Regions from separate parts of the Homo sapiens genome. Here region 1 is linked to region 2. Evidence: read pairs that join two places in POLR2A ChIA-PET (ENCODE). Cell type or tissue: OCI-LY7. All regions are shown on one strand.

Region 1 (4,000 bases), 110 kb after region 2:
TTTATTTCTTTGACTCTAACAATAATGAATTTAAATTATTATATTGCCTTATGGGATTCCAAGTAAGTTTTCTAAAATTATAGAATTCTAAAAATGTTCCAGTGCTGTCATGGTAAGACTTTTTACAAAAGAGAATATTGTTGTATTTGTTTACTAGGGCTGCCATAATGAAATACCACAGACTGGATGGTTTAAACAATTTATTTTTATTCACTTTTTCACAGTTCTGGAGGCAAGAATGTAAAGATCAAGGTATTGGCAGGTTTGGTTTTACCTGGGCCTTGTAGATGGTTGCCTTCTTGCCATATCCTCACATGGTCTTTCCTCCATTTTGCGTCCCTGGTGTCTCTTCCCCTGCCTTTAAGGATAATAATCATATTGGATTAGGGACTACTCATAATACCTCTTTTAACCTTAATGAACTCTTCAAAGTATCTCCAAATATAGTCCTATTCTGAGGTACAAGGGGTAAGACTTCAATGTATGAATTTGGCCAAGGCTCGGGCAGAATTCAGTCCATAACCATTATGTTAGCTAATAATATATGTAACAATATATTCAACTTCACTAACCATCAAGGAAATGCAAACTAACACCCAATACAGTACCATTATACACCCACCAGGATGTTCAAAATGATACCAAGTTTTGGTGAGGATGTATGGAGCAACTTGAACACTCATACAATGCTGGTTGGAGTGTAATTTAGTACATCTTTTGGAAATTGGCAGTTTGCACTAATGCTGAATTTCCACGTGCCCTGTAACTCAACAATTTCAGTCCTATATATCTATAATCACCAAAAGAACCCCAAATAAACTAGTATACATACATGCACACAAGTGTCTTGATCTTCATTTGAGTTCTACCTTTCCATGCACATGCTGCCGTCCCCAGTTCACTTTGACACTCTGCAGATCTTTTGCCTGTAAACCAAAATGTACTGCTATTTTTGGAATGCCCAAAAAGTGTCAGAGCACTGAGCTAGATGCTGTATGTATTGTTTCATTTAAATGCCATTACACAAGCTTGCACACTGTCCTTGCTCAAAATTTTTTGTTTTTTGTGTTTATTATTTTAAAAGGCAAGAGAAGAGAATGTAAGATGTACAGCTTTAATTGGAAGTTTATTATTTTCCAAAACATTTGAAATGGAGTAGCTGGTAACTGTAGCATTCAGTTTGAGCCAGAGTGAATGAAAAGAAGTGTGATATCCCTTTTCTTAAATTCTAATTTCTATCTCAAAGTTGAACAGCCCTAGACATATATACTATCTTGAAAAGAAACAGATTTAAACCTCAGCCATCAATCAGATTTCAAGATACACCAATAGGTATATGTATATACAAATTCAGCCCTTTTTACTTCCATATTTGGCTGCTTGGCGGTGGTTGTGTTTCATTTCAGAAAATGTGATCATACATTTTTTTCTAAAGAGACTACGAAAAAGCCTTTCTATACATCAGAGAAGCTAAAAGCATGGTAATGTGTTATTTTTATTGGTTCCTTCAAAATGGAGCAACTTTCCAATGGCAATTGACCTTTCTGTGAAAACAAAGAAATGGCAGACTATTGCAACTAATTTTCTGGATTGCTGAGGTTGAGTGTTCAACTTTCCTTTCATTAGCTTTACTAATTTTCTTTAGTGGAAGACACAAGAAAACTCACCCCTTTTCTCAGCCCGTTAGTCTGTTATGCAGTGAATCATTCAGCAGCATTTTCCTAAACACCCTTTGCTGAACAAAGCAAAAATATACACTGTATACACAACTTATAAAACTTAATTAAAGTATGCACATATGTATTGTGTATTGTATTATTAATAAGTGAACATCTATTAAGGCAACACAAATATAGAAATAAACAAGCATAGGCCAGGCGCAGTGGCTCACACCTATAATCCTAACACTTTGGGAGGCCGAGGAGGACAGATCACTTGAGGTCAGGAGTTCGAGACCAGCCTGGCCAACATGGTGAAACCCTGTCTCTACTAAAAATACAAAAAATTAGCTGGATGTGGTGGTGCGTGCCTGTAATCCCAGCTACTCGGGAGGCTGAGGAAGGAGAATTCCTTGAACTCAGGAGACGGAGGTTGCAGTAAGCTGAGATTAAACCACTGCACTCCAGCCTGGGAAACAGAGCAAGACTCGGTCTCTAAAAAAAAAAGTGAAATAGTGGAAGCATGCACATAGGCAGCACAGAGATGTAGTGAATCCACTAAGGTTACCTTCAAGCGGAGCAACAGCAGTATGTGTCAAAGAATGCTCCTTAACAGAGATGATACCTGAACCGTATGGGATGAAGAAGAGCTTGCCAGGTCAAATTTGAGTAAGGTTCAGTGTAAGAAGAGGGAACAGAGATGGTTAACTGACTGTGACTGGCTTAGAGGAAGTAGAAGGGAAGTGGAAGATTTTTTATGATTAATAAGTTGGTTTTTGGCAAAATATGACTAAATGTCTTTTTTCTAAGCTAGGTAAAGATTAAATGATTGGCTCTTTAAACATTGCTTATGTCTTAAATTGTTTCTTATGTTTTTAGATAAAGTTTCACTTTTTTAGTTTTTTAAGGCTGGATATGATTAAGTGAAAACAGAATGATACTTAGGTACTAGATAATTTAGATTTTTACTTGATGCCAACAAGAACGTAGCTCAGTGCCAGGCACGGTGGCTCATGCCTGTAATCCCAGCCTTTGGGAGGCCAAGGCAGGAGGATCACTTGAGCCCAGGAGTTTGAGACCAGCCTGGGCAATATAGTGAGACTCCCTGATCTACAAAAAATTTTAAAAAAAGAAATTAGCTGTGCATGGTGGCATGTGCCTGTAGTCCCAGCTACTCAGGAGGCTGAGGTGGGAGGACACCTGAGTCCAGGAGGTCGAGGCTGCACCAGGAGGTCAAGGCTGCAATGGGCCAAGATGGTGCTGCTGCACTCCAGCTTGGATGACAGAATGAGACCCTGCCTCAAAAAAACAAACAAGCAAAACCATAGCTCTAGGGTTGTTTTCGAAATTAAAATTTTCAAGAAATGACTATTAAGAACTAAATAGGAAAACTGTAATTAATCACATGTATTATAATTTGAGCAAAAATGTAGGATGGGAGTGTCCTGCATGGAATCAGGAAGATGCTTTATTGAATGACCAAGGGTTTGGCAGTATTAATCTAGCACTGTTAAGGCAGAGAGTAACTGGCTCTAATGGACATGAGTATTCTGGATGGCCAAAGAGATAGGTACCTTATTGTAGGAATAAGTCATTAAATCAGTAGGCCTAAAAAATATCCCTCATATTATCATAACTCTTTTTTCTGGTGTCTTGCTCACATGCTACCTTCTGATTGACTGCCTAGTGTTTTGGGGACCTTGAAATTGGGAAGGAGATGCAATGTAAAAGATGGGCATGAGTATCCCATCACTGGAAAGATCTATTGGCCCAGACCCATCTCAAGCACTACCTGTTGCAGGAAGTCTTTCTTAAAACTACCCACCCCTGCCCATGGCACCTGTAGAGTTAGATTTCCCTTCTTATTGCTCTGGGAGCACTCTGCTTTCTTTTTAACGCTCCAGTGTTACTCTGTTACCATTTTTATCTGACAGCAGTCTCACTGAGGACAGAACCAGTTTTGCATACCTTTATAACATGTGCTTTACAAAATTCAAATGAACAAACGAAAATACAAACAAGAAAAAATGAACAAAGGTTCCCTTGTTTTACACGTAACCTGAGTCTTTCATTTTGGCTTTCTTTTAGTAAGCAATGGCATCAACCATTCTCCTCCTACCCTGAATGGTGCCCCATCACCGCCACAGAGATTCAGCAATGGTCCTGCCTCCTCCACATCATCTGCACTCACAAATCAGCAATTGCCAGCCACTTGTGGTGCTCGACAACTCAGCAAGTTGAAACGCTTTCTTACCACTCTGCAACAGTTTGGCAATGACATCTCCCCTGAGATTGGGGAGAAGGTGCGGACTCTTGTTCTTGCACTGGTGGTAAGTACAGCC
Region 2 (4,000 bases):
TTACAGAAGGATAAGGTAAAATAAATGGAAGTAGCAGTTCCAACGTTGTCTTTCTACACCCAGTGGTGAATTTTAACAATACCTCCTGGGGTGGAGATCATTGATCTTGTAGTAGTACCTTCTCAATCCATTAGGTCTATTGCTCTGATGAAATCTAGTTTATTCGGTAGAAGTAAAATGTAATGGCTGGGTATGGTGGCTCGCGCCTGTAATCCCACCATTTGGAAGGTCGAGGTGGGCGGATCATCTGAGGTCAGGAGTTTTGAGACCAGCATGGCCAACATGGTGAAACCCCATCTCTACTAAAAATACAAAAAGAAGCTGGCTGTGGTAGCGGGGGCCTGTAGTACCAGCTGAGGCAGGAGAATTGCTTGAAGCCAGGAGGCAGAGGTGGCCGTGAGCTGAGATCCCACCATTGCACTCCAGCCTGGGCAACAAGAGGGAAACTCTATCTCAAAAAAAAAAAAAAAAAAAGGCCGGGCACGATGGCTCATCCCTGTAATCCCAGCACTTTGGGAGGCTGAGGTGGGCGGATCACGAGGTCAGGAGTTCAAGACCAGCCTGGCCAACATTGTGAAACCCCGTCCCTACCAAAAAACGTACAAAAAAAATCAGCTGGGCGTGGTGGCGGGTTCCTGTAGTCCCAGCTACTTGGGAGGCTGAGGCAGGAGAATTGCTTGAAAGAAACTGCGGAGGTTGCAGTGTGCTGAGATCGTGCCACTGCACTCCAGCCTGGGCAACACAGCAAGACTCTGTCTCAAAAAAAGAAAAAAATGTAATGGTTAAGATTTAAATTCTAAAGTTTTGAAATTTAATTCTGGAGTTGTGCTGAGGTTAAAATCCTGGGAACCAATCCTAACAAGTTTTGAGACTTCAGGCTCATTACTTAACCTTCTTGTGCAGTTCATTTTCCTCATCTGAAAAATGGAGATAAAATTTCTACCCCATTTGCAGGTTTATTATGATGGTTAATATATGTTAATATATGTAAAGTACTTAAAACCGTGCTTGACACATTCTGTTCTGGTGGTTGTTAGTGGCTGAGGGTATACCATCTGACTTAGGGTCTCAGTCTAGGAGGGGCCGTGCACAAGTCAACAGGTAATGATAAAGTGTTTTAAGTGCTTTAAGCGTAAGGCTTTTGGGAAGGCAGGGGAGACATAACTAATTATTCCTTGAGATTCCAGGTAAGGTCCAGCTAAAGGGGTGACATTAAACCAGGCTTTAAAGGAGAAGGGAGGCTTTTCCCAGGAGAAGGAAGGGTGAAGTCTACTGGCTGAAGGTAGTTGAGGGCTTGGTGAGTAGTTTATCAGATCTGGACCTACAGGGAACCTGATTGAAGCTTATATACCTTGTTAATAGTGAATTCTGGCTGGAGTTGTTCCTGGCAGGGGCCAGATGGCAAAGAAGCCTGTTACAGAACTTTTCACACCACCACAGCCCTTTCCTTCTCTCTCTGGCACATACCTCATTCTGCCTTCTTAGTTATCTAAGAATATAAGCTTCTAAATTATAAACTCCTTGAGGGTTTTGACAATGTTTGCATTTTTGTAATTTTATTTTGCCTAGCAAGGTAAGTAGGAAGTTCATTAGTGTCGAGAAAGGTATATAATCATTGGACCTTCAAGGAAGTCTAAACAGTTAAAAGTGGAATGGTAAATGACCATATTTACTAGTGAAAAACTTGGTTACAAATGTTTTGTAGTAGATAGGACCTGTGCATTACTATTTAAAAGGGGTAAGAATGATCATCTTCAGTATCCCTTTCCTTATCTGGCACTTATCCATTGGGATTACAGAAGAGATCGGAAAGTGCATCAGAAAGGCTTGTCTGACGTTGAATAGGTACCTTTTGTTTGCTCTTCTAGGTCTGCTTTCCATCCTTTTTCACCCTATCCTGTGCCCTGGGAAGCTGACTTACCTATATGGACTACATCAATGAGCTTCCTTCCCCTTTGAGGTTATGAAATTTATTTTCCTACTCCCGTCTCATGGGTTGTGCCCTTAGCTGACTCTGTCCCTTGACTGAAGGTCACTGCTTCTCTAAATGTGGTCCTCTCGGCCGGGTGCGGTGGCTCATGCCTGTAATCCCAGTACTTTGGGAGGCTGAGGCCGGCAGATCACCTGAGGTCGGGAGTTTGAGACCAGCCTGACCAAAATGGAGAAACCATGTCTCTACTAAAAATACAAAATTAGCTGGGCATGGTGGTGCATGCCTGTAGTTCCAGCTACTCAGGAGGCTGAGGCAGGAGAATTGCTTGAACCCGGGAGGCGGAGGTTATGGTGAGCAGAGATCACGCCATTGCACTCCAGCCTGGGTGACAAGAGCGAAACCCTGTCTCCAAAAAAAAAAAAAAAAAAAAAAAAGAATGTGGTCCTTTCTGTGTGACATCCTCCATGTAGGTTTGGAAAGTTTTTGTTCCCTTTGGTTGTTGGGCCTAGAGATCTAGAGATGCTCTCATTAGTCCCAGGGTATTACAGCTATCCCTTGTGCCTATCTTGTACCCTGCTCACATATTTCTTTCTAGTTCCATTATTAAACCCTCCTTGAATTAACCTTACTGGAGTATGCCATGTTTCCTGCTGGGACCATGACTGTGTTTGAAGCTTGTATACTTTTTTTTTTTTTTTTTTTTTGAGAAGGGGTCTCACTCTGTCGCTAGGCTACAGTGCGGTAGTGTGATCTGGGCTCACTACAATCTCTGCCTCCCGGGTTCCAGCGATTCTCCTGCCTCCGCCTCCCGAGTAGCAGGGACTACAGGCACACGCCACCACGCCCAGCTAATTTTTGTATTTTTAGTAGAGATGGGGTTTCACCATGTTGGCCAGGCTAGTCTCGATCACTTGACCTCGTGATCTGCCCGCCTTGGCCTCCCAAAGTGCTGGGATTACAGGCGTGAGCCACCACACCCAGCTTATTTTTATTTTTTTTATAGAGACAGGATGTTTCTATGTTTCCCATGCTGGTCTCTAATTACTGGGTTCCAATGATTCTCCTGCCTTGGACTCCCAAAATGCTAGGATTGCAGATGTGAGCCATTGAGTCCAGCCCTTCTTTGACTTTTGAGTAAGTTTATCCTAGTTTGGAACCAGTTAGTTTTCTTTTTATCTTACTGTATTTTTAAAATTTTTGTTTGTTAATTTTGAAACCAGGTTATGAGACCAACTTTTGTATTTTTGGTAGAGACAGGGTTTCTTCATGTTGCCCAGGCTGGTCTAGAACTCCTAGGCTCAAGTGATCCACCTGCCTTGGCCTCCCAACGTGCTGGCATTAACAGGCATGAACCACTGTGCCTGGCCCAGTTAATTTTCTTTCTTTTTTTTTTTTTTTTGAGATGGAGTTTCCCTTTTGTTGCCCAGGCTGGAGTGCAGTGGCACTGGAGTGCAGTTGCTCACTGCAACCTCCGCCTCCCAGGGTCAAGCCATTGTCCTGCCTCAGCTTCCCAAGTCGCTGGGTTTACAGGCATGCGCCACCACACCTGGCTAATTTTTGTATTTTTAGTGGAGATGGGGGTTTCATCATGTTGGCCAGGCTGGTCTCGAACTCCTGACCTCAGGTCATCTGCCCACCTCGGCCTCCCAAAGTGCTGGGATTATAGGCGTGAGCTACCGCGCCCAACCTGACCTAGTTTTCTTATATACAGAATCAAAAAATCAGCAGAGAGGTTGGGCGTGATGGTGGTGCCACTCAGCTGTAGTCCCAGTTACTCGGAAGGCTGAGGTAGGAGGATCGCTTGAGCCCAGGTGTTGGAAGCTGCAGTGATAGTGCCACTGCACTCCAGCCTGGGTGACAGAGAGACCCTGTCTCAAAATAATAAAAAATAATAATGGCCAGGCACAGTGGCTCATACCTGTAACCCCAGCACTTTGGGAGGCCGAGGCGGGCGGATCACCTGAGGTCAGGAGTTCGAGACCAGCCTGGCCAACATGGCAAAACCCCGTCTCTTCTAAAAATACAAAAATTAGCCAGGTATGGTGGTGGGTGCCTATCATCTCAGCT

Evidence for each region. Peaks named below come from ENCODE experiments on the same cell type or tissue, not always from the same donor. Only the 100,000 strongest peaks of a DNase experiment are listed, where the experiment ranks them.
Region 1: POLR2A ChIA-PET joins it to region 2 with 5 read pairs; 7 of 35 experiments call an interaction of 5 or more read pairs at or near these places.

Annotation. Positions count from the first base shown.
Region 1 is chr20:33,607,348-33,611,347 of GRCh38, forward strand. CBFA2T2 (CBFA2/RUNX1 partner transcriptional co-repressor 2) reads left to right here. Exons shown (of 11, transcript NM_001032999.3): 3 at 3,747-3,988. Among named protein-coding and RNA genes, the nearest start is that of C20orf144, 53 kb to the right of the region's middle. In OCI-LY7, no CTCF peak of the experiment used is centred here; a DNase peak (open chromatin) is centred at 2,364; H3K27ac peaks cover 410 bases.
Region 2 is chr20:33,494,932-33,498,931 of GRCh38, forward strand. The region is part of intron 1 of CBFA2T2 (CBFA2/RUNX1 partner transcriptional co-repressor 2); the gene reads left to right. Among named protein-coding and RNA genes, the nearest start is that of CBFA2T2, 6.8 kb to the left of the region's middle. In OCI-LY7, no CTCF peak of the experiment used is centred here; no DNase peak of the experiment used is centred here.